4 separate regions of the Mus musculus genome follow, and all the other regions are linked to region 1. The links are chromatin loops, found by intact Hi-C in ENCODE. Cell type or tissue: heart. All regions are shown on one strand. Links, peaks and the distances in the headings refer to the core of each region. The heading gives the core; the rest is flanking DNA. Region 1 has its middle 12 kb from the start of Gm15353. Region 2 overlaps Mcf2l (mcf.2 transforming sequence-like). Region 3 overlaps Mcf2l (mcf.2 transforming sequence-like). Region 4 has its middle 8.2 kb from the start of 2810030D12Rik.

Region 1 (5,972 bases), core at 415-5,414:
CCGAGGGACATCTGGTTTCGTTACAGGTTATAAAGCGAATCATAAACGTGCATTTGGGCGATCAAGCATGCCCATCCGCCTCTCGGAATGAGTCCCCAGGAGCGTGACCTTCACCACCTCTGGAAAATCTGCATGCTTTCTCTTCAAAGTTGCCATGATGTCTGCCCCAGCGCACAGGCGAGCCTGTCTCACCAAGTTCTCTGGCGTTCGAATGGTCACCGCTTTCAGTGTTAGCTGTTCTTCTGGGTGAGGACAGGTGACCCGTTCAGCTGCCACTCAACAGGGCTGTCCACTCCTGTGGCTGAGTCTGAGGCTGTCTTGTTTCTCCCTAGGTGTGTGGTTTGTGTATCTTTCCTCCCAGTCTAGAGCTTATCTTCAGTTCTGCTTAACATGACTGTCCACAAAGCACAAAATTTGAGATTTGATAAGGTCAAATGTATCAAGTTTTCCTTTAATGGGTGTCTTTGGCATTAAATGGAAGAGCTGGTTCAGTTCCGGGTTGTAAATACTGCTTCCTGGTTTTCCTCAAGGTTTTATGGTTTGGCATCTCATTTTTAATTAAAATGTAGGTTCTTGCCCAGTCACCTCTGTATGTCCAGCTTCTCTGATGTCACCTGGGAAAGCTCTCCTCCTTCCTTGAGCTTCTGTACCTGAGCCAAAGGTCAGGCCTGCGGGATCTCTTCTGAGATTCCACGTCTTTCATTTAATCCTTCGGGGGTCCTCTGTAGACCCACTCTGCCTTGGCCGGGCAGCAGAGTAAGAATCCAGATCAAGAACGTGGCTTGACTCTTCGTAAGATGGATGTAGGTGTCCCAGACCCCTAGGTTTTCCCTAAGGTGTGCGGTTTTATAGGTAGCAGAGCCAGGCTCACTCCTCCTCTGCTCGTGGGATGCTCTTCCTTCCTTGGTGTTTCTCCCAGTTGTCTTTCTGCCTTAAGCTGGCGTGTGTGGGGGCGTGACTCAGCAAGGCTCCCACTCAGTGCTGACCTCAGACTGCCTGACCTCTAGAACTTCTATCCTTTATAAGATGTTCAGTTTGAGGCCTTTTATCACAGTCTCACAAACAGACTAGGCTAGTTCCAAATCCAGGGTATGAGAAATGAAAGGAAAGCCCAGAACTCCCATGGCTCCTGGGACAAGAGGTCTCGGCATGCCTTCCATTCCCCGTTACAGGGCACTGCATTGAATGGCCGAGGGACAAGCAGGTCTCCCCACTATTTGGGAAGCCACACTTAATCTCTCCTCTGGAGCTTTTCTTAGGCAACTGTCAGTATATCCAGCTTCCAGGTCCCTGGCGAGCTCGTTCCCCAAGAGAACAAAGTTCATTGTCCTGCCGGTTCCTCTGCTTCAGAGGAAACTGTGACCTCCAGGTAACCTCAGGTTTGCTTTCCTCTCAGAGGAGTCTTGAGGGACTGGAGAACAGGCACAGATCTCTGCCTGCCTCTGGGACCTCAGCATGAAACAGGACCCGATGTACCAGCGTCTGTTGGCAGGACTTGCTTATGGTGTTTATTCCCAGAGATAAAGCATGCGTATCAGCACGGGGCTCGGAAGAAAGCTACAGCAGAGGGCTGGCTACCAAGGCTGTTCTATGCCTTGTGTGTGTGGTAGTTATGTCCCCGGGGGTCGGACATGGAGTCCTGAAGGGAAGAAGCAGAATCTTAGACACACATACTGGGGGATCTTGGGACATACGTAGGAGGGTCTTGGATCTAGTCAGAGCAAGATTCCAGCCATTCACAGCAAAGTGTGGGTAGGGAACGGGGCAATGAGCTTTCAGCACAGCCATTGAAAACTCTAAAACTTCAACAAACAAAATGGACAAAGATCAGGGTCCAGAGCAGAACACCAGTCTGTTCTCTCAGGAAGGAATGACAGACACAAGGTCACTGTTGATGGCAAAGCCCACTTAAAGTGCCCCTGGCCCAACCAGTCAACACCCCTGAACGCTGGCTGAGAAAAACACTGGCTGCTTCCATCTTCCTAGTTGCCCCAAACCTGACTGACCACACCTGCCCATGCCGATTTAGCCTTCCTCCAGCCTCCTTGTCTGGGAGAGGCAGAAAGAATAAAAACTGAGTGGTCTTCTGACCCTTGGATTATAGCCACGCACCATCCCCCATCCGCCATCCTTCTCTTCCCCGTTCCTAAGCAACCCTACACATAGCCCTGTAGCCCTTAGCAGACTCTTCACTCCACCACAGTGCCTCCCACACACCGGTGAAGGAAACTTCCAGAAGGTCCATGCTGGCTCACTGCACAGCTGAGGCTACCACAGGCCTCATTGGGGGCTGTGTCATTTCCTTCCCAGGGGAAGAAACTGGAAACCCAGGCAGGTGGAACCTGGGCACTGAACATTGAGCACCTCAGACTGCAGCCTGCCCCTCAGTGTCCCCCTCCCCCCTCCCCCAGTCTAAGTCTTTGCACTTGGCAGGTGGGTCCCTCTAGCCCTGGCTCTGTGGCTGAGGGATGGCTGTATAGCTGTCAGCTCTGTGAGTGGCATGCAAGCATACACAGACTGAGTGCAGAGATAAGGTTCATTTCACTTTTCTCCACAAAATCCTGTGTGAGAAGCCTGGGTTTGGCGCCCGTACATGGATGACTGCATCTTCAGAGATGTGCACAAACATTCTTAGGGAGATTCCCAAAAACCAGTCTCGTCCAATGCGGAAGCAGTGGCTGGCTGTGGTTACTCTGCCCCCTAGTGAGCACTTTGGGTTAAAGCAGCTTATAGTGGAGGGTACCTGGTAGATAGACCCAGGATGGCACCCACACTCCCTACATCCCTCCACCCGGCTCCTCTGGTAAGCAGAGGACATCCTCAGAGATAAATAGGACTCCACAGACAGTGGGGAGCAAGGGGGGGAACGACATCATCGGGCGCTGAGCTGGGCTTGCTTATAGAGCTAGTTGTGCAACGCCTGTTGATCTTGCTTCTTTGATGATTCTTACTTCGCTGAGAGAGGAGGCACAGCCAAGAACATCTCCTGGTGTTGCTGCTGGTTCGTCCTGCTGACTCATGCCAATTTGACTGAGGCCTGGCTGTTTCTGCTAGGTCGTGCCCCTACTGCTGTCCCAACACTACTGAACTGGACTGCTGGTGTATCTGTGAAGAGTTTGTGAATGGATCAAGAAGCCGCTGCCAACCTGTGAACTGAACTGCTGATTTCCTGACAACGCAGATGGGATTTGCTCCAAAGAACCACTTCTAAACAGGTCCACTTACCCCACGTCCTTTCTTTTCACTACCTCTGGTGGGTGGTGGGCTAAAAGGGAGGTTAAAGCATTTGAGAACCATCATTAAAAGTAGGCTTTGGAAATTAAAACCACAGGTGTTTATTTGGCTTTCTTCCAGGGCACACTGTCCATCCTGTAGGGAAGTCACAGCGGGTACCTGAAGCAGTTAGTTGTATCCGCTCTGCCTCTCTGCCCATGTGTACCATTCAGGGCCCAGACACAGGGGATGGAGCCCACCCACTGTTGGATTTGGTCTTCTTCATCATTTAGCATCAAGACATCTCCCATAGGCATGCCCATAGCAAATCTGATCTAGACAATCCCTCATAGCGGCATTCTTCACCAGTGATTCTAGATTGGGTCAAGTTGACTATTAAAGGTAACCGGAAGTGGGAAGTGGGTTTAATTTCTGAAGGAAAGGGACACAGCCACCTGTCTGCTGTGAGGAGTACTGCATCTGGTCGGACACAGGACCGTTCTGTAGACATACAGACATACTCTCTGGTCCCCAAGCTCCTCTCTGGGCTGTGGCTACTATCTCGTCATCAAAGCTTCACCGACCAGGACAGGGACAGGCCTCTCAGTGGGCGATGCTTCAGAAAGCTGCCAGGAAGGAAGCCAGGTCATGGGGATGAACCTGCCTCCCACGGAGAGCGCTGACTCTGACAGTGGCTTTAGTCCTGAGCACAGCTTCTACAGCAGATGTTCTGTTATGGCATCAGAGGCATCTCAGTGACACACCCAGGCCCCGGGCTCACTGCAGCTCCTTACCCAGGCTGCTCAGCATGTCCCCCTTGTCCTCATAGCCATGGGGTTGCTGCTATCGCCTGCCCCCACCATCACGCCTGCTGCTAAGGAGGGAGGCCCTGATACCTCTCCATGCAGAGGTTCCTTCCTTCTCAAAGAGACTTAGTCAGGGAATTCTGCCCACAGCCAGCTCCCAAGCAGGGTACTGGCAGATGTGCAGTCCTGAGTAAAAGGGGAATGGGAGATATGGTGGAGGGGGTGGGTAGGAGCAGTGGATCTGTCATGGACACACCTCCCTTCTCCTGATGCAAGATGGTGACACATGCCCCAGATGACATTTCTTGGCATGCTATCTCAGAGGCCTCCTTGGGACTGGCCAGCAGCTTTCCCTGCCTGGAAAGAAACCGGATCTGGACCTGCTCCCTGGATTCACAAGGCAGGACAGGGAGCTCGGACAGGCAGGGCTCCACTGTGACCAAATGATTATGAGCTTATGCACTAGGGAGGCGCCAGCTCTGTTCAGGGCACAGGCCATGGAATTCCTAACTAGGACGATCAGACCCCAGCTCACCTGCATCGTGGGCAGAGCACAGTGCAGCAGCAGTTCCTGTGTGGCCCGAGAGGGCTGGGACCACATCCCACATTCTTAAGCCGCCTTGCAGCTATGGCTGCAAAGGTCATCACCTTGCTTATTGTCCACTCCTTTTTGAAAGTCACACCATGTAGCCCACACTGGACTAGTGGCAGTCCTCCTGCATCAGCCTCCCGAATGCTGGTATGATGGGAGCAAACATTTACCCTGTGTGGCACCACAGAGGCAGCTGCAGGTGGCCATCATCTCCACACCCTGTACATCGTAGAGGGTCCTGGGTCATCCTCTTATGGATCACTGTCCAGGAGGTGGGCGGCCTAGGAACTTGCAACCCCCAAAGCAAGAAGATCCGTCTCTGAGGTGTGATGCTGCCTGACCTAGGGTTGCTCAACAGTTACAAGGCAGAACATGCCCACAGGTGGGCCAGTGCTCCCATGTGCATGCCCACAGGAGGGCCAGTGCTCCCATGTGCATGCCCACAGGAGGGCCAGTGCTCCCATGCTCACAGTCCCACCACTGACATCTGGCCCATATACATCACTGGTACAGGGGGTACACAATGCCATCCTGTAGCTGTTTTGACAGTCACAGCAACACACCGAACTATATATAAGTCTGCCTGCAACTACTATTTCAGATGTGTGTGCATACTTAAGAGAAGACTTGTACTAAGTGATTGGCACGTAAGGTTTCAAGTTTGAAGTCAAAGTCATCGATTTTGATGCAGTCCTGAGACCCATGGAGAGCTGACCTACATAGCCAACAGGCAGCCAGGGCTCCCTTTGCCTGAGCTGGCCGTGGGCAGTGGACACCCGGAAGGCCATCTGGTTCACCTGGTGGAAGTCCAACAGAGTTCCACATTCAGCTTAGCTCAAATACAGCGTCTTTCCACGTGCCCAGAATTGGAGGCAGTGTTGTAGAAGACGTCTCCTGTACCCACAGACACACGAGGAAGAATGGTGATAGCTGCTTAGTTTCACATTAGTATAAAACACAGCAAGACTTACATAAAGAGTCAGGCTTTTCCTAAAGACCTAACAGTTTTATGATGGAAAACATCAAGTCTTCCTGGCTAGAGGAATTGCGGTCCTGGCTATATAGGTCCCTTAGAATTGTGGAGGCATGGTTGATGCTATGAAGTGGGCATCGCCGGAACCATGCCCAGCAGGAGCCTTCCCATGATGCCCTACTTGTCTGTCACACTACTGGGCATAAGTGGGATAACTTCCACTGAACCCCAAGTCTTAAGGGGTGAATCTTCAGGGGTATGTGGCAGGTTATCCTGGGGATGGCAGGTCCCCCCCAACCACTGAGAGAGTGACTTCCCCCCTTCTGCACACTGCAACCTCCAGACCCTTGTGGCTAAGTGACCCACACTGACAAAGTAGGGACCAGGC
Region 2 (5,972 bases), core at 530-5,529, 83 kb before region 1:
CTAAATGTCCATTCGAGTGAAAAAATATTATGACACATGAAATACTGTCTTACTGTTTCTATTGCTGTGATGAAACACTATGACCAAAAGCAACTTGGGGAGTAACAGGGTTTATTTTGGCTTACACTTCTTATTGTTCATCAGTGAAGGAAGTCAGATAGGAACCCAAACAGGGCAGGAATCTGGAAGCAGGAGCTGATGCAGAGGCCATGGACGAGTGCTGCTTATTAGTTTGCTCCTTTTCATTATAGATCTGCATAAGAGTGGCCACTAATAACCACATAACACAAGCAATACTAGATTGTCTTGAAATCTCCTCTGCCAACACCAGTAATTAAAAAACTCTTCAACTTAGCCTCAGGGAGATTTTTTTGGACAAGGATAGAAAGCAGCCACATTCTTTGCCAAAATATCATATGAAATGGTTTATTAATATTCTCCTCTGAAACCTCTTGCACTGAGCCATCATAATCTACATTGCTCGCAGAACCACTGTCTCCCATGCTCCTACCAGTATGGCCCATTACTCTCTTCTCAAAGCATTCAACTGCGATCCTAATCCAAAGTCCACATTCTGCCAATGAGCAGCATGGTCAGGCCTGTCACCGTGATACCCGACTCTGGGTACCAACTTCTCTCTTAGTGTTTTATTGGTGTGAAGAGACACCATGACCACAGCAACTCTTATAAAGGAAAACTCTTATAATTGGGGCTGGCTTACAGTTTCAGAGGTTTAGTCTATTGTCAGCATCACAGGTACCAGTCCCTAAATATTATCCTTGTGTTATTGTGCTATTCAAATGCTGATTTCTCTGCCCTCTATCTTGTTTCAATCTGGACACAGCATTGTAACGCTTAAGTCAAGAATCTCCTGTTTCAAGTTTATGTAAACAATGCTCACCATTTATTATCTGCCTTGTCAACAAATCTGATTAGCCAATGCCTGGGCTAGAAGAGAGACTAGGGTGGGACATGTGCCAGCCAGGGGAAGGAGAGAGAAAGAAGAGTAACAGATTGAGTCACAAGGAGGGAAGAGAGCAGACATCATGAGAGTTCAGTTAGAGCATGGAAAGCTCTAAATGCAAGTATTATGGGGTTTTAACTGGGAGGTAGCCAGATTAGCTAAGAGGGTTAAAATATATCATTTGACTGCCTAGGTATTGCAGTAAAGCCTTAAGCTAGTCTTGATCTCTCTGTATCACTATTGGGGAATTCGCTAGGATAAAGAAAAGCAGCTACCATATTAATTTATAGCATACATATGCATTAAAATCAACATTTAGAGGTATATTTATGGATGGTCTACCCACTGTAGCTAGTTGATGGCTTGGCAGTTGAGCCTGGCCAGGCACCTGTATCCTCATTCCCTCTGCCCAGCAGCTCACAGTTGGGTACAGAGAACTCCTGGGGCAAGAGGTTCCATCACGATTCCAGCCAGCTGGGACCAGGCCCCACTTTCTGGGTGAGGACCTTTTGACTTTCTGTGTGGCTATGGGCCAGGTGTGGGACTAACAATGCCACAGTCCTTGGCCAAGGCTTCATGGTGACTCTGTGAAGGTGGGGCTCTATCTTGTTAAGCACCGAAAAGTTTTTTTTTTTTCCCCCATTGTCACAGAGCCCAGATGGTTGGACCTACCACACTTGGTCACTAGGACACAATGGCTGCCTCCTAGGGTCACACTCACTGAGGAAATCTTGGAATGAAGCAGCCTCACTTTCCTTACCATCACTGGCACCCTCCAGCCTCAGAAAGCCACAGCCCTATCCTGTGTCCTTCGACATGGGCTCAGGCAGTCCCTCCTCCTGTTGCCAACATTTCCCTCCTTCCCTCACATGCCAGGGAGCAGGAGCACTAATGTATAGGATGAGAAGGCTCAGCTGAAGGTGGACCCATCCTCACAGTGTCTCTTGCAAGCCAGGCACTGGATATGGCCTCAGGAGGATGGCGGTGGTCTCCTCGGGCTCCTGAAGGGAGTTGCCCTGGGCCTTGAAAGACAGCTATGGCTGTCTAAAGGTGAAGAACTGGAGGAGGCAGCATATGGGGGCCTCAGATAGAGACCTGCCCCCCACTGTGGTCCTCAGCCCTAAAACATGCAAGGTAGGCTTCCGAGGTGGGCATGCTAGCTAAATTTGAGGGTTACTTTATCAAAAAAAGGCCCAGAAGTCTCACAAAAGCTGTTTCAGGAGTGTGGAATTTGCTGAAACCTTCTTTGAGGCCATTGTTTTGAAGGCCCGAGGTCTGTCAACACCACAGAAAGAGCAGTCATAGAGTGACAGGCACAGAGCCAGGGTCTGTCCTGCAACAGACATAAATGCCCAGCTGGGTCATAATTCCGCAAAGACCTAGCTCAGCAGGATCTTCTCATTGGACCCAGTAGGGGCATCAGGAGGCCCTACTCCATCTCACATTGGTTTGGGGCAGCAGAGGTCAAATACCCCAAGCCCTGTGACATCAGTGAGAAAGGCCCTACAAGAACTCATGCTATGTCCTCTGGGCATGGCGTGGTTGCTTCCCTCTTTAAATCAGAACACCTGTGAGTACTCACAAGCTCAGACCTACTATCCCCTCATAGAAGGAGTGGGTGGGGGGAGTCACTGGACTCCACCTGAGATTCTAGGCACCCCGCTCCTACCCGCCTCCCTGCACATAATCCTGTCTGGCTCTACATGGTTTGGGGTTGCCTTTACTGTGGTGCAGCTGTTCGGGGGTAACCCATGAACATGTAAGAAACCCAGACAATGCATGACTTTGAAAAGACGGACTTGGATGGACCTTTCTTGGCTTGTCATCGACATCATCTGCCCAGGAGAAGTTAGCCCTTATAGTTCTCATCAGTAGGTGCATCATGGGTAACAGTAAACACTCAAGGGCCAGCAGCAAGAGTGAGCGGGTGTTGGGGCTGGGGTACAGCAACCAGCACTAAGAACCCACGACCTGAATCCATGAACACTGGCATCCCAGTGGTTGGTAGAGGGCTGGTCAAGGCGACATGTTCCCCTGTGGTGCCTGGATGAAGGGAACAGGCATGTGAGATCAGCAGAGGGGGTGGGGGCCTGGAGAGAGGCAGCTGGAGTGAGCTGACCAGAGGCCCAGGGGTCTCAGGATAGGTTCACCACAGATGGAACCTCTCTTGCCAGTGGGACATGTCCCCTTGATTGTGTAATGTCTCGTCCTACCCAAGTGTCACTGTCTTAGTGACACTGGTATTTAAAAGCAGGTGTTGGAATACAGTGTACAAGATTTACAAAGGAGTTATAAGGATGGAAGGGGTGGGGGAGGGGGAGTAAGTGAAACCAGGCCAGACAGAGGAGCCATGGGGCTCACAGTAAACCTGACTTGACAATGGTTTGACTAATGGCGCCCTCGTGTGGTCAGTATGAAGCTGCACATTCAGGAGGGCACTGGAGGTGGGTCATTAACTACCCTCTGGGCTCCTCCTACCAGGTGCCCAGGCCTCACAGCTGACTGCCCAGAGAGCATAAAGGGACAGTTTGTGAGGGCCCAGTAAGTGCACAAGGGCAGCGCCAGGACAATAAGGCCATATTCCCGAGGTTACCCATCTTCCCTAGGCTGCCTGGTTGGCTCCTGTGGGTTCAGATTTTGTTTGTTTGTTTGTTTGTTTGTTTGTTTTAGCATTGGCTGAGGATGCCTGGAGTCAGCCAGCAGACTCACAGTTTTATTAGACTTTCCTGAAACACATGGGACCTGGTCCTTCTGGGCAGGAACAGGGATGGGGTCACAGAACAGGGTGGGCTCCTCCCACCTGTGCATAGTATTACTTATGCCTGGCTCTGGGCCGGTGTCCCCAGCCCCAAGGCTCCCTGGGGCACAGGTGCATGCTATGCGCTGGTGGAGGGCAGAGGGACTCAAACACTCAATGATCAAAGTACTCCTGGCTCTGGAGGACAGGGAGACTGATGGAACCCACAGGTCAGCAGCAGCCACTGGGCACAACCAGCCCCTCTCTGAACATTGGAGAAGAATCAGAGCCTCTGATGTCAAAAATGGTGTGAATATACCCAACTCACAGCCATCTTGGCTCAGGAGCCTCTGCCCTCACTTTCCCTGGTCTCTCTGTCAAAAGCTCCTGTGAGCTCTGTCAAATCAATCTGTGCTCAGAAAGAACTCATCACACCTCACAAAGAAATTGTTGCATGTGCACATGCGTGTGTGTGTGTGTGTGTGTGTGTGTGTGTGTAGTGGGGGAGTTGCCACTCACTGTCTCCATTGTGGCTTCAGGGCACTTGTTAGTGTCCTCCCTGAGGGCTGCCCAAGGCTGCCAAGATCTTTCTCCTCAGGCACCCCTTCTACTTTGGATTAACAAGTAGTATTCTGACACACTGGCTCCCTCTCAGCCACTGTCAACTCCCTGAATAGCAGCTAATGGCACTGTGTGACAGGGTGGAGGAAGGGCCTGGGGAAGGCCACCAAGAGCCACTATTTGTGCCTCCCCGAGTTACCGCATGGTACAATGGCACAGACTCTAGCAGGGTGATGGCAGCTCTTCTTCCTCTTGAACAAAAGACCAGGACAGTCACTGCCCTTGCCTCTGAACGCCAGGCATGTGCTGGTTACATGACACGTGTCACAGACTGCAGCTGCCCAGTGTGGCAGCCCCTAGCCATGTGTGAGCAGAAACAACTACTTTGTTTTCTTCCATTTTAACTTTAAGCGGCCACACGTGGTCAGTGACTATCACACTGGATGGCAGTTACAGAGGAAGATAACTAATGAGTGATGGAGAGGAAGTGGCCTCTGGTGGGGTTAGGAGAATGCGACTCAGAAGAACAGGGCGGGACCGCATGTGAAGGTCCCTGCAGAGAGTCTTCAAGAGCAGAAGTCGCAGGGACTCCTGGGAGCTTCAGAGGCTTTCAGCGCTCAAAGCACTGGACTTCACAAATGAAACGCTGCTGTGGGAAGCCGAGGTCTCGAGCAGTCTGTGAGAGCCAGGGACGAGATGGCAGGCTTGTCCACGTGAGTGTCCTCTGCAGTCCTCTTGTCCTGATCCAAAGCTGGCCGTGGGGGCTGAGCTCCCCTTGGAAGCCACACACGGTGACCATCCAGGTAAGCATTGTCACAGACAACAGCAGGGACAGCAGGAGGATGTCCTGGATCATTTTTTATCAACTTGACACGCGCTAGACTCCTCTGGGATCAGGAACTCTCAGTTGAGAAAATGCCTCACTGAGACAGGATCAGGCTGCAGGCAAGCCGATGAGGTACTTTCTTAATTAGTGATTGATGAAGGAGGGTCCAGCCCTCCTTGTGGGTGGTCCCATCCCCAGGGCTGATGGTCCTGGGTCCGATAAGAAAGCAGGCTGAGGAAGCCGCAGGAACAAGCCTGTAAGCAGCACCCCTTCACGGCCTCAGCATCAGCTCCCGCCTCTGGGTTCCTGTTCTGGTTTCCTTCAATGACTGCACAGTGCTGTGAAAGGGTGAGCCAAAGCCCTTTCCTCCCCAAGTTGCTTTTGGTCATGTTCTTTCATGATAGATAGCAAAAGTCACCCCAAGTCAGACAGAGGAGCAGACTCTGGGTACATGAGACTCAAGGAGACTGTCACCAACAGGGACGAAACATGAAGGCATTGATTACTATTAATCAAGTAACTGCCCTTCATGGCAGCAGGGCCCCAACCAAGAAAGCATGGGCCCCCAAGTCCGCCTGCTGACAGGCAGGTACACTTGGCCCATCTACACTGCGGAGAAAGCAGTAAACAAGGCCAATGTGAAGGACACCCCTAAAGCGCGGCTGGGCGAAAGGCGAGCTGAGACTCAGGGTCACACTGCCCACCACACGTGGGATCTTGAGGTTAACCAACCCTCATCTGTGGTTCCCGGTGAGGAGGAAGCAGAGGCAGAGATTGGGCATTTAACACCAGCGTGGCAGTGGCTTAGCACACGCATGGTTGCACACACGCCCTCTCTCCCAGAACACTCACACTCCATGGAAACTTCCATCTGAATGCATGGC
Region 3 (5,972 bases), core at 448-5,447, 97 kb before region 1:
AGCCACGGGTGGCAGTACTTTCTCTGGCAAGGAGCTCAGTATGCTGAGGGAATAGAGTTTTGCTTCCTAAGAAACCAGTTTATGCTGGTTCCTGATGAGAACGCCACTAACATCATTTTAGGCACTGGTGAGAATCAATTTAGCAGCAGAGCCAGACAGACTCCCCTCTCATTAGATTGACAGTTCCGAAAGGGTCCTACTTTGTGTGGTCGCAGCAGCCAGCCAAGCTCTTCATCTGTAGCTGGCCCTCACCTTTCTCTTGTCCTTTCTGAGGCCATTCTACCATGAGTTTTAGATGAAAATAAAGACTTTGCTTTGTAAGCTGTCAGGCAGATACTACAGAATAAACTTCCAAAGGCTCGGTGCAGATGTTATTTGATACCCTGACATCTATTATTCAACACTGAGTCAGTGTAAAGCGGGGGCTCTCTACTGGGGATGTCTAGAGACAACCTGGTTGTTACAATAGAGAAAATGCTCTGGTGACTTCTGGGCGGAAGTCAGGGTTGCTGGGAACCGAGTTTCCCAGCAAGGAGCCATTCCCAGTGCTGAGAAGCAGTCTAGATGTTAGGTCCCCACTGAAGTACGACGGCCAGATACAAAAGCATTAGACTCTCAGTTTGAGCTGGAAAACAGAGTTCTCACAGAGCTGCTCCATTTTCTCTTGGTTCTTCTAATAAATGTATCCACATGCTGCCAAGCAACCTTGGCTCATAGCCAGTAAGCCAAAGACGGATTGGGTAACTCAAGGAAGCCTCTATCCTTAACCTTAGTACGTGTGTGTGTGTGTGTGTGTGTGTGTGTGTGTGTGATACATTTCCAATCATAACAGAGAAGGTGAGGAGCCCAGAGTGCTTCTACAGAGCTCTCTTGCCATGAGATCAGTAAAGTGGAAAAGGTATCAGATACCTTCTAAAAGCCAAATTCTCCGATAATTCTAGAATTTATCTAAGATTGGTCTGTGAGCTTACTGGTGCCAGGACAGTTTCTGTAAACCCATTTTAACACCTATTAACATAATACGATGAAATAGTTTTATAAAAGAGACCACACACTATCATAGATGGCCTCAACCTTATTTTCCCATCACGTTCAGAAGTAAGGGAAACTGTTGTTAGTGTGGCTTACTTGCTGAAGGTGGGGAAGGGCCAGGCACATTGACGTCATCTGATCATAAGAGGGGAGGGGCAGAGTGTCACTCCAGCATCCATGGGGCTCAGTAGCAAGAGCTATGAATGTGTCTCCCATATCTAGTTTGGGGATCAGGACTTGACCTCTAGCTAGGTGATCAATTGCAGAGAGTGGTTCTGTCCTTGACTAGGTCTAAGAAGTGGGCTGTCTAGAAAGAGATGCCATGAGACATGGGGTTGAGTATCTTCCCATAGACCTGGGGGCCAGTTATTCTCGGAGCTACCAATTCTCGACTCTTAGAGAGTCACAGTCACCCCTTCAGGACTTGGGGGGGGCTGAGCATTCTTCCCTAGCCATTACTCTGATTCTTGAGGAAGACTGCTGTAGGGGCAGGGCAGGGTGGGTAGCGAGCCCAGCCTCCATTGTTGCTGCTTTGAAGGGCTCTAGCCAGTCAGGGAGCTGGTGTGAGGGGTGGACAGAGGCTTTAGACAGTTGGGAAAGAGAAGGTATCCGCCACCTGAAACCCGAGACACAGCAGACAGCATTGTGGACAGCGACCAGCCCAAATTCTATTTCCAAAAGCCATCTGGGTGACACTGCTGGTGTGTGTGTGTGTGTGTGTGTGTGTGTGTGTGTGTGTGGGTCCCACAGCCTGGCAAATGGTCCCTGTGCTCCCATTCTCTTTGTGAAAAAGAACCAGACTCCTAGGGTCACTCTCTGGCAGCTCCTGGGTGCCAGGAGTCACGGCTGTGAAGTGTGTGCTTTCAGGAACTTTATCTTGGTTTATCTTGGTCTTGGTTTTTGAGGGGAGTAGAGTACCACGAGGGTCCTTTCTCAGTGGGGGATGAGAAGGGCTGACCCATGCTGGTGGGAGACATGGAGGTAAGGGAGGAACTCCCCTGCTGGGTTGCGGCTGGCTGAGGTCCAGCACATGTGTGGCTAGCAGCTTAGGTGCCCTCCATGGCCTCAGGACACACAGATGCCCTCCACCAGCCTCCCTTTCTCTGAGATGTTTGGGGTGTGCCCCTCACAGTGGGCTGGCATAGGACAGTAGGTGACTTACAGTATTCTGATGCAGTTATCCCCTGGGACCTACCCAAGGCTGTTGCCTTGAATGGATGGACCACTAGCTTGGGCGGGGCAGGGCTCAAGGGAAGTGGAGCCCACTAAGCTTCCACTGCCAGAGCTCAGGGGCAGTGTTGCTTCCAACCAAATCTCTGGGGTTTTATTTGCTAGGTCACTTTGTGAGACTTTACCACATGCCAAGAATGTACTTAAAGCTCGCTTCTGCTGACACGGCTCAAGCGAGCACTCACCGGCACTTTCATCTTAAACTCATCTCTGTTGAACTTGAAGGCAATGTCCGAGAGAGTCCTCTGGAAAAAGCCCGTGGGCCGAAGAACAAGGACAAGCTGCAGGTTGGCTGGGAAAGATGCCTGCAAGACACAAGGAGGGCCTGGAGCATTTGCCACGTGTGGCCTAGGCCATGCAATGGGCCTGCCACTGCAGCTGACAGTGGGGCTTCTGCATCGACACTGTCAAAGGGTGATCCACTCCCAGTGTGGAGTACTCAGAATGGACTCATATGGAGCAAGGCTCTTCCATACTTCAGGCACCCGAATCTCAGACTTCCAGCCTAGAGAATATGTATCTGTTGTTCAAGCCACCCCACCTGTGCCATCTTATCACTTCAGCCACAGGGCACTAATGGACTCATAAAGAAAAGAGGAAGCAAGAAGATATATTGTGTAGCACCTAGAACCAAGATCAATATAAGCTCCCCCAGCATGCACACACATATACACAGCCTTGAATAGCTAATTCAGCATTTGTGGTTACTCCTTGCCTCTTGCGAGGTGTTTGACCTTGCATAAGTTAGTGCCTATGTTTTCCTATCTGCAAAATGGTGACTGAAGCTGATGCCTGCCTCGTTACTGATTATGGGTGAGGGAGTGAGTCCAGCTCATGTGGTCCTGGACACCGGGACCTCCCACCCGGGAAAGTGTGTATCAGCGCCCATCCCTTGCAGCTGGACTTCCATTTAGAGAAGTGGACACTGGCCTTGCCCTGGAAGAAAACGTTCTTTTGTTGCACCTCGGGCCCTTGGTTCTCACAGGGCCTGCGACATGGTGGTGCTCGCCTATTTCATGCTTTTCAGTCATAGGTAGGATGAGAAGCAGGGGCTGGGTCAGGGCTCCTTCTTCAGGAATGAGAGGCAAGGTGCTGGGAACGACTGAGGTCCTGTTGCAGACAGCACCCTCCAGTTCATACTCTTGCCCCAGTGGCCTGGCATGCCCCTGCCCTGCCATGGCGAGGTTGCTAGGGCATGCCTCCGCCCACAGCCTTCCTATACGCTGCAGGCACATGTCCAGCTGCTCCCTCCGGAGGCAGCTATGCACAGGCAGTGCCAGTTATCAGACTTAGTCCCTGATGCCTTGGGTGAAGACGAATACTCAGACTCAGGACAGAACACAGCCCTGCAAAGGCAGAAGCCGGGGGCAGACTCTCTCTGGGCAATGTCACACAAGGGTTGTTAGTCTCGTCCTCTCTGTGAAATCGGACACCACTATTTAAGGAGCCACTGCTGGGGCAGGCAGCTTTCCTCGAGGTGACAATGAGTCACCTTTCTCCAAACTACAATTAGCTTTGTCACCCAGAACCACACCTCCCAGAAGACTGGCTTTGTAGGATGGGATAAATGCCTGTACCCTTAAAAGATAAACAGCTCCCCCCATTCCTACCAGGTACAAGACGCCCCGGGGTGAGGTGCCCTCCACTGGCCAGAGGTGACCTTCAGGCCCATTTGCAGCCACTGTGTCTTCCTTTTATCTACATTAGTTTCTGTTAAGCTATTGAATTTCCATATAATTATATAAGAATTAAGATGAACGTAAGCTGCGTCTTGAGGTTGCACAAGGACACACACCAGCCACTATTGTTACACAAACAGCAGCAGAGTAAGGAAGTATCCGCTGCTCCAGCAGAGACAGTACCCTCTGCTCTAGACTCCGTCCTTTGTGTTCAAAGCTGGGGAAAGTCAAATAAAACCCTCATTTCTAAAACACAGAAGTAGACAGATGAAGATCTGACCCTGGTGTTTTGTAAAATACTCAATAATTTTGAACAGTAAAGTGGCAGTACGTTTCTAACATAAAGTATCACTTATTTTCTGAGTGACGCCTGAGCTGAGGTCCAAGTCTTCCTCAAGGCTCAGAGTTATGTGTGCCCAGCCTGTGTCCTGTGCTTCATCAAGCTGACCCCAGGCCAACCTCTCTTGTCTGGTAGCATCCAACAAACAGAAGCTAATATGGAAACGGGCAGTGTTAACCAGCCAGAAAGACCTGGATATGCCTCCTGAGAGGCTAAATGCTGGCCAGGGCCTCTGATGAGGGTTCCAGACACCAGCCACAGGTGCATGCATGAGACCAGTATTAATAAATCACAAGGTCTCCGGGGACCGATATCTCAGGGTGGATCTGCACCCCCATCCATGCGTGCTCCCCACAGGCGACCTGGAGCACATCCTCACTGACTTGACATCAGTCAGTCTCAGACAAACAAACATAAGGGGATCCAGCCACCCAAACTGGAGAGACGTTGCATCGTTGCATCGGCGGCAGCTGTTAGGAAAATGGGACAATACGATACTGTCAGAGAAGCAGCTGTCTTTCTCGTCCCCACCCACCTCAAGCAGGTGCTTGCATGTTCTTTCTGCTCTGCAGAAGCTCCAGCTGGCTCCTGTCACAACTATAGGGGACAACGTGACTACAAAGCTCACTCTGGGACCTGGAAGGCATCTTCTGCACTCTACTGGTCAGCTTATAACTTCTCATTCTTATAGGGGCAATGGGGCCCACATTTGCCCTCCGGACAGAGAATAGTCACCGGATCATTGGTGGGCGGGCACAGCTGCAAAGAAGTGCCTGCAGGTTAAGTGGGAGGTGCCCATGGGGACCCAGCACCACCTGCTGCAAGGCCACATGAGGAAACACCTATAAAATAACATTCAGTATACTCTCAGCTTCTGTAGGAATCAAAAGATCTGCAGACACAGGAGGAAGAGTGCTGAGCAGCAGGCTAGCCCCAAAGCATGGCACAGATGACAGATGCTCGTCAGACAGAAGAGCCATCTTCCAGTGGAGAAGTCCAGGGATTTGACCTGATGGGGCACATGGGTGCCCAGTACCCACTGTGGAAGTTCCCCGCTGTGGTGGCTAGCTGAAGCTGGAGGCAAGGAAACCAAACCCAGGGTTTCTACAAAGCTCCTGGCTTCCGGCCTTCACAGGTATCTGTGTTACCAGACCTAAAACAAAAGCTAAACAGACCATTGAGATGGCACAACTGGCTGCTCTCATCACTTGTCACCGACCTTGGATTTTAACAGAATATATAAAAAAGCATTTCTGGGAGGAAGTAGACTGTTTCCATAGTGTATCTTTAGATTTAGAGACAATTATTCCTGCCATAATCGTAACAATATTAATATCACGTTGCCACAGGGTCTCGGTTTTACAACAACACAGCTTTATTCTCAGTGGGCTCATAGCTAAGAACTGGAGGAAAACTTCCCACAATTGTGTAACCAGTTATTAAATGGGCTCAGCAAGCAGTGTGTGCATGTATGTGCAGGCAGGTGAGTTGTCATGTGTGTGTCACATTCCTGCATGTGCCTTTGTGCGTGTGTATTTAGGTACATCTGTGAACATATGAGTATGCATGAGTGGGGGTGTGCATCCAGACACATGCCTGTGTATGCAAGTGTACCCATATATGAGTGTATGTAGGTCTGTGCACGTGTGTTAAGTGTCCATGAACCCATGTGTGTGCATGTACACCTTTGC
Region 4 (5,972 bases), core at 281-5,280, 310 kb before region 1:
TCTGTATAGCGCTGGCTGTCCTGGAACTCACTTTGTAGACCAGGCTGGCCTCGAACTCAGAAATCCGCCTGCCTCTGCCTCCCGAGTGCTGAGATTGAAGGCTTGCGCCACCACACCCGGCTGACAAAATTTATTACAAGCGAAGAATGCACACACACATAGGTACACAAAAACACAAATAACACACAGAGAGAGAATTAGAAACAGAGAGACAGAGGCAGAGAGAGAGAAACAGAGAGAGTCAGAGAGTAAAGTACAGAGAGAAAGACTCTCTGCAAAACAGAGAGGACACTGATAGCTAAATTCCCTGGGCCAACCTAGGTCTTTTAAATTGTTCTGTTGTTTTGGTAGCACAGGGCAAATTCCCCTCCCCTGATAGTGGGCTGTTCCGTTTAAACAAAGAAAGGGGAGTATATATGCCCACACTTTGGGTAAGCATGCTTAGGACAGGCCTTGTACATATCTGACCAGCTTGAACGGGAACGGGAGCGCTGGAAGGATCCCCCCCCCCAACACCCCCATAGCATCCCCAGGCCTTTTTTTTTTTTTTTTTTTTTGGTCTCAGGTCGGGAGAACCCGTTTGCCACCATGATTCTCTCTCTGTGACCTTTCCCATATCTCTCTGCCTTCTAGGGATGATGTTTATCTTCTGCTCCCGCAAAAGGAGAGAACTGACCCCTGAAAGTTGTTCCTCCACCTCTGCACCATTGTGTTCGGTGCCCCCCAAAACAAATCAACAAATAAATACATAGAAGAAAAAAAATTAAATACGAAAGTATGCTCGTCTTTTCGATGACTCTGACAGAAGAAAATCAAAGTGTTCTATTTGCATACTCAGAGCTCTTCCGAGTCGCTGAGCCCCTTGCGGACGCTCCTCGCAGTCTTCTGTGGTGGAGCTTTCTTCTGCAGACCCTGACCTACCAAGTGGGAACTTAGCCAATAACTCAGAAGAAATGGAACAGCCCGAGTGCATCTGGTGAAGCGCCTGAGACAAAAGTAACAAAACTGTGTCCACGCTGAAACAAAAAGTAACAAAACCATGTTCACACCCTGGGACCTACACTCCCATCACCCTTGATGACAGAAGATGAAGGAAATAAAAAAACACAGAGGAAAGTGAGCAGGGTTCTATCAGGTGAGGCATCTGGATGGACAGACAGCACACAGGAGTGGCAGTGCCTGTGCAGAGCAGGAAGCCGAGCTGTGCTGTGGGAAGAAGGGGATGGTGGGGATGGATGCGCAGCTATTGAGCCAGTCTTTAGTCCACACTCAGGACGATCCCAAAGCTGTTGTTTGTACTCTGCCAGCTTTAAGAGGGTATGGGCTGGGAAGATGGATCAGCCGCTAAAGGACTGCTCAGTCAACCGGGCTGGAGGTGGAATCCCAGCACCCATGTGGAGTGGCTCATAGCTCAAGCTCTGGGGTGTATCTAAAGTCAGCTATAGTGTACGCATATAAATAATAATAAATAAATAAATAATATTTAAATAACCAGTACCCCGGAGCTCTTAACTCTAGCTGCATATGTATCAAAAGATGGCCTAGTCGGCCATCACTGGAAAGAGAGGCCCATTGGACACGCAAACTTTATATGCCCCACTACAGGGGAACGCCAGGGCCAAAAAGAGGGAGTGGGTGGGTAGGGGAGTGGGGGTGGGTGGGTATGGGGGACTTTTGGTATAGCATTGGAAATGTAAATGAGCTAAATACCTAATAAAAAATGGAAAAAAATAATATTTAAAAATTAATAAAAATAAAAACAAACAAACAAACAAAACACAGTGCAGCCCTGACATTGGTGGACAGGATTCAGTAGGGGTGGGAGAGGCTGGGAGCCAACACTGTCTTTTGCCTATGCTTTCAGACAGCTGTAAGTAAGGCTTTGGCTTAAGGAGTGGCAGGGGTGGAACTGGCTGTTGATAAATGTCAACAGCTTCTAAAAATAAACAGGCCAGAGTCCCAGTGCTCAGAACTTGTGAGGTTAGTCCCCACTGGAGTGCAGGCCACCCTTTATGGGCATCTGAGCTTCTTGCTTTGACCTTACATCAAGAACAAGAACCCTAATTAAGTCAGCTTCATTCAGGGTTAGTCCCTGGCTTCCCAGTGCCACCTCCAGTCTACGCCACAAAGACACCAGGCTGCTACTTGACAAATGGCCAAGCTGCCCGCTGTGCTTGACGTGTGTGTTTACGACACACCAGTCCCCAAGATTATGTACCAGATGCTAATGCACAGGGAGGGCATGGCTTGCTATAGGTGCATGCTTGTAATCCCAGCATCCAAGAGTCTGAAGCCGGAGAATCACCAGAAGTGTGAAACCAGCCAGGGCTATGTAGTCTGACTATCTGAGTTCAATACCTGAACCCCACACTGTGGAAGAGATTGTTGGATAAGAGAACTGTCTCCAGGGAGCTGCCCTCTGACTTCCACATGTGTGTGTGCAAGAACATGCATGTGCACCTGTGCATGTATATGTGCACACAGGCACACAATAAATAATAACACAAATGAATGTAAAACAAAGAAATAAACCCAAATCAGGGAGATGGGCAGGAGCAGGGGGAGAGGTTGGTCAACCAAAAGCAAGCATGTTTGAAAAATGTCACGAGGGCACCTGTTACTTTCTATGCAAATCAAAAATATTAAATTAAACTTAAGCTAGATTGAGAAAGAAGGGCAGGCGTGCAGCTGGCAAGCTGACGGATGCTCTCCAGGCTGCTCTGGCCAGCTGACAGGGGAGAGGCAGGGAGAGTCGCATTCTCCATGGGGGAGGAGCCTCTTGGCACAGATGTTCCCTGTGGGGAGGAGCAGGTGACTTCTTCAAGGAACAGGGTGAGGCTGACAATTCTGCATTTTCCGGAGGCCTGACACCACCCAGGATTCCGTTAAACCCACCAAGACATAGACCCAACCCTGGAAGCTGGACCAAGCCTTTCTCAGTGTCTCATTTCCAAGGCTGATAAATACTGCAACCTATTAGTTTTCATATTTAGGTATCTCAGAAGTAGCATTTCCTTACAGGGACCACAGTCTCCAAATGTGCTTAGTCACTGTTCTGCAGCAGGGCAAGAAAGCCAGAGGCACTGTTGTCCCTAGATGGTCCCACTGTTCCTGTGTCTAAACAGACACTGCCAAGGCTGGCTGCTCACACCCAGAAGGTGGCAGTCAAAGCCTGTACCCTGCTCCTTCAATTCTCTCTCTCTCTCTCTCTCTCTGAATTATTTATTTTATGTACATGAGTATACTGTAGCTATTTTCAAACACACCAGAACCAGAAGAAGGCATCAGATCCCATTATAGATGGTTGTGAGCCACCATGTGGTTGCTGGGAATTGAACTCAGGACCTCTGAAAGAGCAGTTGGTGCTCTTAACCACTGAGCCAGCCCCTCCTCTTCTTCAAGATATAGTCTCACTAGGTGGCCCAGGTTGGCCATGAACTCCTATATAGCCCAGGCTGGCCTCAAATTCATAATCCTTCTGCCTCAGCATCCCTAGTCCAGGCATGACTAGCTATACCTGATCTATACGTGATCTAGTCATGAGCCGCCATGACTAGCTATACTGGTCTATTTTAACATTTTATTATCACTGTGTGTGCACATGTGTGTGCTCGTGTGAGTGTGGGTGTATGAGTGCCACACTGTGTGTGTGAAGGTCAGAGGACCACTTTCAAGAGTCGATTCTCTTCTTCCACTGGTTTTGGGGCAGGGTTTCCCTTCTTGTTTCTGGCATGTAGTGTGCTCCAGGTAAGCTGGCCCAAGAGCTTCTGTCTCCATCTTTCGTCTTGACATAGAGCTGCTGGGGTTACAGATGTCAGCCATTGTATCTGGCTTATTTACACGGGCTCTGGGGATGGGGCTCAGGCCATGAGGTTATGTGAACATTTGGTTTTTTAACCTCCTGAGCCTACTTGCTGGCTCTGTTTTAATTTTTATTATTTCTCTTTATTTTGAGACAGGACCTCATGTCTCAAACCCAGGCTGGCCTCAAACTCCTATCAAATCAAAACCATAACACTTTCTCTCTCTCTCTCCCTCTCTCAGAGAAGATAAGAGACGTTTATTTTGGAGATAAATGTGAGTGACCATGGCCGTGACCATGGAACCCAGAGAGAGTTAGTTTCCCCTAAATTCTGGGTTAACAGTGTGGAAGCAGTTTTACGAAGTTTCTCTAGTAATGGAATAAAGTCATAAATAAATAAAAATGAATCAAGGTGCTTTTCAAATACATTGTTGGGAGCATCAGAGAGGCTGGCTACAGGAAAACAGAGAACCCTGTTGTAGGCCTCACGTACTGATGGTACCTTCGGGTTTGGGCTGGTGGAAGCGAGTGAATATTTTCCAAAGGGAACCTGGTTCTCTATGCATTCCAGGTGCTCCACCTCTGTCACATAGCTTCGAGGACTGTCAGGAGAGATTAAAGATGGCCTGAGATAAGTTGGCTCTGAACTTGCAACATTCCAACCTCTCCACATTGGTTGATCAGTCTCCTCGCAGAAGGTTCAACTTGAAAAAGCAACTCCTTTCTGGGAAATTTCGTGCATATTCCCCAAGAACTGTCAAAACCTAATTGAGATAGGCATACATTTACATGAAATGTAGAAGTCAAAAAGAAAAAAGAAACAATATCATCTCGTTATCCTGAAGCCATGGGAGGAGAGGCAGGGTGTGTGGTGGGAATATCTGGATGACAGTCCTTCCACAGGACTGCTAGGGAAATGTGCTTTTCCTTTGGCTTTCCATGACAGGGCTGTGTTCTGTCTGGTCATGCTGTCCAGAGGTGGAGAACCACAGTGACCCAAACTCTGAACCAGAGAGGTCTTCTGTCCCCCAGGGAATTGTCAATAGGTTGTCTGCCTAGCTTTTTCTTTTCCTACTCCTCTCCCCACCCCTGCCTCCTTCCCCTCCCCCTCTCCCCTCCCCTCCCCCTCTTCTCTCTCCTTCCTTCTTCCTCCTCCTTCCCCCTTCCACTCCTCTTCTCCCAATCCCCAGACAAAATCTTACTCATACTCCTCTCAAACTAGTAATTCCCCTGCCTCTGCCTCCCAAATCATGGGATTAGCAGCTTCAGAGACTTTCATCTCTAATCTCTCTCAAGGGCCTTCAGAATGCTGTCAAGGCAATTCCACCCAGGGAAGAATATGGTAAAAAACAGTGTGGTGTCCTTAAAAGGGACAGATGCTTGTCTCCTACTTGCTAACCTCCCCACAGAGATAATCAGGCCACAAGAGGCTGATGGGAGTAGGCTCTGCCTACAAGGATGGGGGTCAGCTCTGGGCCAGTAGGTTATAAAGCACGTGCACGGTGATGTCAGAAGGAAACCCATTATTTTATATGACTAACACACACTCTGTTTTACAAGCTGCATTTGGAGCCAGTCCCCAGCTTCATGATGACCCTTCGGAGATCCATTCAGGGAACTGGCAGGTCTGGACCCACCCAGCTTCCCCAAGCCCCACCCATTCACCACCCTAAACCTGTTTGCTTTCTTTAAAGTTCCCTTGGATACAATCTCAGGGGATGGGCTGCCAGGCGCTGGGAGTGCCTTTTGCATCTGCTCAGGTGACTCTACATTCGGTGACTTCAGGATCTCTCTCTCTTTTTTTTTATAGAATTATTTATTATATGTAAGTACACTGTAACTGTCTTCAGACACAACAAGAGGGCTTGTCAGATCTCATTATGGATGGTTGTGAGCCACCATGTGGTTGCTGGGATTTGAACTCAGGACCTTTGGAAGAGCAGTCAGTGCCTCTTTCAGTGCTCTTAACCCCTGAGCCATCTCTCCAGCCCCAGACTTCAGGATCTCACAGGGATGAAGTCGCCAGCTCAAAGGCATGGGGACCTGAGGTTGGTCATGCTGCCACCCTGCTTTCTCCTGTAAGTCAAGTGACCTGTTGAAGTCACTCTCACAGGTCTGGCTGAGCTAAGCCAGTCCTTCCTAAGACCCTGAGGCTAGGGTGAAGTGGTAG

The links. A loop is a pair of places that touch in the nucleus more often than their neighbours do. Peaks named below come from ENCODE experiments on the same cell type or tissue, not always from the same donor. Only the 100,000 strongest peaks of a DNase experiment are listed, where the experiment ranks them.
Region 2: it touches region 1 in a loop (3-fold over the local background); 9 of 42 quality-filtered maps call a loop at or near these places.
Region 3: a loop joins it to region 1, with 2.2 times the contacts of the local background. A loop is called at or near these places in 5 of 42 quality-filtered maps.
Region 4: a loop joins it to region 1, with 4 times the contacts of the local background. A loop is called at or near these places in 9 of 42 quality-filtered maps.

What each region holds. Positions count from the first base shown.
Region 1 is chr8:12,893,422-12,899,393 of GRCm38, reverse strand. It overlaps a transcript of Mcf2l not described here. Among named protein-coding and RNA genes, the nearest start is that of Gm15353, 12 kb to the right of the region's middle. In heart, for the core only: CTCF peaks have their summits at 2,703 (motif pointing left) and 3,683; DNase peaks (open chromatin) are centred at 1,403, 2,183 and 2,684; H3K27ac peaks cover 760 bases; H3K27me3 peaks cover 449 bases.
Region 2 is chr8:12,976,323-12,982,294 of GRCm38, reverse strand. All of the region lies in intron 3 of Mcf2l (mcf.2 transforming sequence-like), which reads right to left. Among named protein-coding and RNA genes, the nearest start is that of Gm38671, 31 kb to the right of the region's middle. In heart, for the core only: a CTCF peak has its summit at 3,370 (motif pointing left); no DNase peak of the experiment used is centred there; H3K27me3 peaks cover 386 bases.
Region 3 is chr8:12,990,424-12,996,395 of GRCm38, reverse strand. Mcf2l (mcf.2 transforming sequence-like) reads right to left here. Exons shown (of 31, transcript NM_178076.4): 5 at 2,448-2,567. Among named protein-coding and RNA genes, the nearest start is that of F7, 33 kb to the left of the region's middle. In heart, for the core only: a CTCF peak has its summit at 3,518; no DNase peak of the experiment used is centred there; H3K27ac peaks cover 1,108 bases.
Region 4 is chr8:13,205,958-13,211,929 of GRCm38, reverse strand. No RefSeq gene overlaps it. Among named protein-coding and RNA genes, the nearest start is that of 2810030D12Rik, 8.2 kb to the right of the region's middle. In heart, for the core only: a CTCF peak has its summit at 3,141 (motif pointing right); DNase peaks (open chromatin) are centred at 1,969, 2,769 and 3,057; H3K4me3 peaks cover 204 bases; H3K27ac peaks cover 4,464 bases.